2 separate regions of the Mus musculus genome follow, and region 1 is linked to region 2. A link is a loop called in an ENCODE intact Hi-C map of the cell type or tissue named here. Cell type or tissue: heart. All regions are shown on one strand. Each heading gives the region's core, and the rest is flanking DNA. Links, peaks and the distances in the headings are about the cores only. Region 1 overlaps Tbc1d9 (TBC1 domain family, member 9). Region 2 has its middle 65 kb from the start of Tbc1d9.

Region 1 (2,821 bases), core at 63-2,562, 78 kb after region 2:
AGGCAGATAAGGTGGGGGCGATAGATAGGGGTAAAGAGGGAGAGACATATGGGGTGGAAGGGGGAGAGACAGATTGTGGTGGAGAGGGGGAGAGGTAGATGGAGGTGGAAGGGGGAATGACAGATGGGGAAGGGGGGACAGATAGGGGTGGAGGGGGAGAGACAGACGGGGGGGGGAGACAGATGGGGATGAAATGGAAGATGCAGATGGGGGTGTTCTTTTAAAGCAGTCTGTTAAAGTAAATGTCTCTCTGTGTGACATTAAGGCAGTTTCACAGTTATGGCAGATATATATAGGCTTTGCAGAGAGGTAAGACCCTGAGACATCATTGTTTCTACTTACCTCATTCCACTTTCTCTGCTTCCACTTCTTTTTCTTACCACCACCACCCTGCCCCCCCCCCCGTCTCACTCCCCCACCCCCACCCCATCTTCTGTGCACATTTCAGCAGCTCTGTCAGTAAGCAGTCCTCAGTGGCTCTCCTCTCCTCTTTTCCTCCCTTTCTCCCTTTCACAGGACCGATCCCCTGAATCCCTTTGGATACGGATGACCCAGGGGGAGGACTGGGTGGGAGACAGAGGACCTCAAATCCGCCAGTCTCCTCCCTCATCTCTCACTGTAGCTGAAACAGGGGACTCTGGAAGTTGTTAATCCGATTTTTCCCTTCCTGTCAGGCACAGAGGACAGCCCAGTCACTGCCTACAGTGGCCCGATGTTGCCCCAACCTCTGGCTCGCTTTAATGGCATTTCAGTTTTCCCTTAGGTCATTTTACACATCTTTTCAGAGCTATGGAAGTCCACTCAGCAGATCTGCTAGTGACCCAGTGGCTCCTGACTCTCAGTTGAGTCAGAGGCACAGAACCGCAGGGACCAGACCCTTTACTGTGTGAGAGCACAAGGGAGAGAGAATTTCAGGCTGACTTCAATGAGAGAAAGCTGTTTCCCAGTGTGACTGGATGTGGGCATGAGCCCTGTCCCCCTCTGTCATGGTTCTTCATTCATAGTGTGCCTCATTATGATGGTACATCCTCTGCCTGTGGTGTGATCCTTACTATTATAATGAGGTAAAGGCTAGCCCAGTGACGGTCTATGCGCATGTATGTGCTTCCTGTTGTGGGGAAATGGCTAGCATTGTCTTACAGCAAGCATAGTTAATTCAATCTCGTAGTGAATTTGCAGAGAAGTTGCCAGACTTCAAAGCCATTGTTAGATTAATCCTTAGCTGAGGCCACGACTTCCCTTTGCCCCTTTCTCTTTGCTCTTCTCTGTGTCCTCTTTCCCAGAGGGCTTGGTGACCGCATAGCTTTGAAGACAGCTTTGAGTTTCTTGTTTTATGTTTCTTTGCCTCTGTCCTGTGTGACACTCCCGCCCCCCGCTGGTTTGTTTGAAGCCAAGTTAATTCTCAGAGCCACTGGTTTCTCTTAAATCTCCACTGCAGCCTGTGCTGAGAAACTTCCATTTGAGTGAAATCGACTCTTCTGACTTTGGCTTGGGGGCACAGACAGGTGACTAGTCCTTGGCGTGACACCGGCCTGGGAAATGTAAACTGGGGCACACTTTGCTTTGCTTTGCTTTCCCAGTCTCAGCATTCTGGGACTCGCTGGGCAGGAGTTTGCTTGACTGAAGGTCAATGCAGCTCAAGGATTGATCTCTGTTTACACTTCAGACAGGAAACGTGAGCTCTGCTTATCTGGTTCTCCTCCACCCCATCGGCATTCTGTGATGTTTAGTGACAGCAAAACTTAAGCCCAGGCTTGTTCTGAACTCTTGTGTAATATTCTTCAATTGCATTTGGTATATGTAGTGCGTGTGTGTAACTGTGTATGTGTAAGTGTGTGTATGAAGGTGTGTTGAATGTGTGTGTGCACTCATGTGCACGTGCGTCACCATGCACACTTGGCAATCAGAGGACAACTTGAGGAAATCTGTTCTCTCCTTCCACTTTGTAGAACTTGGGGACTGAACTTTTTGGTCAGCGCCTTTACCCACATCTCAGCTGGACTCTCCCTGCCTCAGCCCTCTGAGCATTAGAATTGTAGGAAGCATTACCACACTTGACCTTAGCACTTCCTAATAAAAGAAATTGTATGAACTTCAAAATTTGGAAAGAAATTTAGTGGATCTATGGAAAGATCCACTAATCTAGTAGCAAAGGTAATCTTTCATAAAAGTGCTTTTATTATATTAACTATTAATTATTATATTATTTATATTATCTATTATACAACATTTAGGTGAATTATTTTGTTTTTATATACTATTCATGTTATATCTTTATACATTTTACATATTACTTTACTTTATTTATCATTCTAGCATTTATTGTCTCTATTATACATAAATATATAAGATATATTTATTATTTATATTTTCATTCATATCATATGTGTATATAATTATGTTAATTATATTATATTTGCATATATTATTCATTATTATAAATTAGTAGACTTACTTGTGAACTCTGTGACTAAAACATAAGGGGAAAATCATGAGTTCACTTCAGTCTGACACTCTACACTTTAGCACATTTACTTACTTGTCGATCGTATAATGAAAAATGTAAAACACATTTCTAGAAGCATCTTTGTAATAAATCTTTGCATCTAAGTCATCTAAAGCTAAAATTTAACACTGTTACTGTAGCTGTCTGTTTTCATTAGTCTATGATTGTATCGCTATTTTTTAACTACTCTTACAGAAGCTTAAGGGAGGAGGATATAACATTTATATAAGTCCTGTGGGTCTGGCCTTCTGCTGAGATCTTTCCATAGATCCACTAATTTCAAAATTGTAACAACCCAAGAGGTTTGATATTCCT
Region 2 (2,821 bases), core at 109-2,608:
TTAAACCTAGCACAGAAAGGAAGAAGGGAAAAAAGTAACTGTGGTAGAATATCTAACAATATTTCCTCAGCTGAGTGGCCAAAATTAACAGAAGTGACTGCCATGCTGATAGCAAGGTTCCTTGAGACATGAGATAAAAATGATTACATAAGAGCCTCTGTGATCTTCCTCTCCAAAAGTCCATAGTATAACCCCAGTAGAGCCATGATGGCAATGGTGCATTAGGCAAATGCATATTCTACACAATGCATGACCAAGTCCTCCTAAACACTGCCAGGTGACATCATCTTAATGAAGTTACAGGAATTAGCAAAAGATCAAAGAAACCCAAGAGGCAGGACTATTCCATATAATGTGTCAGCCTTCTTGGAATCATGAGACAGAGGACAGTAGGGGAAAACTCAAAGACAGAAACCAAAATAAAGTCTGGAGTTGTACGTGGAAACACACCAGGGTGGATCCATTCCTTAGTTGGCACAAGTGTGCAGTGGAAGAATAAGATGTGTGTAAGGAGTACAAGCTCTCCCTGGAGTGGCTTTATAATTTTTGTTAACTCTGTAATGACTTTTAAATGAGCTTCATCACATACTGTTTAATTACAAGAACACAGAAATGTGTATCTGGCCCCATTGTGGAACATCCTTTCCCACAAATGTTAGCAACACAACAGAGGACACGGTACTCTGAGAAGTCCAGATGTTCTTACAGCAGGACATTGGGGCAAAAGGTTTCTTGACAATTGGGGCAAAAGGTTTCTTGACAATCGATTCCAGTTGAATAATATATATTGTATTGTTGTATGACTCTTTTGCCTGAATGTATGTCTTGTAGCAGGTGTATGCTGGGTGCCCACTGAGGTCAGAAGAGGGTGTTGGTATCTCAGGAATGGAGTTACTGATGATTCTCACGTGCCATGTGGGTGCTGGGAATTGAACCTGGTTCCTAAGAAGAAACAACCAGGGCTCCTAACTACTGAGCCACCTCTCCAACCCCAATTTTAAGATTAAATTTTTATGTGTCTTCAAGGCAAGGTAATTGGGGGAAAACGTCAAGTGAGAAGCTGACCTTCAGGACTCATGTCAGAGTTATTCAAAAGTAGTAGCCAGATCTTCTAGCAGACTGTAAAACAGTATCTGCCCTTCCTGATGGTACTTGGTAGTTGAACCAATTCTCCCAGTAGGGGGCTCTGGTGACCATTAAATGGAAATATTTCCCTGTCATTGGAGAACATTTGGTGTATGAATTCAACAAGTTTATAGGGCAAAGAGTAACTGTCCAGAAGTTGCCCCCAGTAATATGTGCATAGTACCAAAAAGAAGGTAGCCAGCAGCAACCTGCATGTTCAAGGATGCTCATGGGGGTGAGGGTGGGAGGTGGCTCTACAGCCTGAAGGTGTCCTTAGGCCTATATATTGCTGAAACTATTAGAAAACCAGAAGTCTCAGATGTGTCTCACAATAGTGATGGTGACAGCACGCTTTTGGACTATCACCCTTGAACTTACTGGTCAACCACAAGTGTCTTTCCTATCCAGCACTTCACAAAGTTGCTTATACTTTGACTCCCTGCATCTGAACGCAGCAGCAAAGGCCTGGGTATGCTCATGTACACACACATATATGCACACATACCCAAAAACACTGATCCAAGAAAAATTACCTAATGATCTCCGACCTCTAGTAAGTCCAAGTTTAACACAGAACCGGGAACTCATTCCTTAGGTCTTGAGATGCCTTGCCCCTGACATGTTCATACTGCTTTATGCCGCTTCCCACTCTTTGTATATATTCTAACTCTATTGACTTTCTTCAGCCTCTTCAAATTCTAACACGCACAGTACTCTCTAGCCCAGGCTCTTTCTTCTATCTGAATGGCCTCTCCCTAACTCCCTTCTTCTAGTTAATCTATCCTTTAGCTTTCCCTTGGGGGTGGGGACTGTGTTTCTTACTAAATAGCACTCAGCACACCAAACATACCTACACTATTATTAGATTAATCATCCAGTCTCCTTTCTAGACTGCAAACAACACAAGTTTTAGGTCCGTGTTGTTTTCTTTGTGTCTCAGTCCATAACCAAGGATCTGGCTAGAGACTTCTAATGTGTACTCACAGAATACAGAATTGGACGAGGGACTGCAGAGATGGCACAATGGTTAAGAGCACCGCTCTTACAGAGGACTGGGATTAGTTCCCAGAACCCAGATGACAGCCCACAACTAACTCCAGTTCCAGGGAACCCTTTACCCTCTTCTGGCCTCTGAATGCCCTGCACACAGATGGTACATATACATACATGCAGGCAAAACACTCACACACATAAAATTTAAAAATCAATTAATAACTAAGAATTGAAAGAATTACCACAATACCTGACAGATATCCTATCACACTCCTATCTGATCAATGCTTTTCATTCAAAATAAATAATATAGTCCACCGAGGGGCTAGAATTAGTCCTATCTGGCTATTATACTGGGCTGTCTGGGACACCTGGGGAGGAAACTGGGAAGCATAGCATTTAAATGCTAACTAAACATTAAGAAAAAAATAGAAAAGAATAATAAGAGGACATATATTTTAAAAAATTAACATTTTCACTGGGCAGCAGTGGCAACACATCTTTACTCCCAGCACTTGGGAGGCAGAGGTAGGCAGATCTCTGAGTTCAAGGCCAGTCTGGTCTACAGAGTGAGTTCTAGAACAGCCAGGGCTACACAGAGAAACCCTGTCAAAAACAAAAACAAAACAAAAAACAAGACAAAAACACCTTGCCACCTTCAAGGCAGATCATCGGAAGTATCTCAAGATGCCTGTGCAGATGG

What was found. Peaks named below come from ENCODE experiments on the same cell type or tissue, not always from the same donor. Only the 100,000 strongest peaks of a DNase experiment are listed, where the experiment ranks them.
Region 1: a loop joins it to region 2, with 3 times the contacts of the local background. A loop is called at or near these places in 15 of 42 quality-filtered maps.

What each region holds. Positions count from the first base shown.
Region 1 is chr8:83,176,995-83,179,815 of GRCm38, forward strand. The region is part of intron 1 of Tbc1d9 (TBC1 domain family, member 9); the gene reads left to right. Among named protein-coding and RNA genes, the nearest start is that of Tbc1d9, 13 kb to the left of the region's middle. In heart, for the core only: a CTCF peak has its summit at 1,379 (motif pointing left); no DNase peak of the experiment used is centred there; H3K4me3 peaks cover 1,022 bases; H3K27ac peaks cover 1,286 bases.
Region 2 is chr8:83,099,062-83,101,882 of GRCm38, forward strand. No RefSeq gene overlaps it. Among named protein-coding and RNA genes, the nearest start is that of Tbc1d9, 65 kb to the right of the region's middle. In heart, for the core only: a CTCF peak has its summit at 1,178 (motif pointing right); no DNase peak of the experiment used is centred there.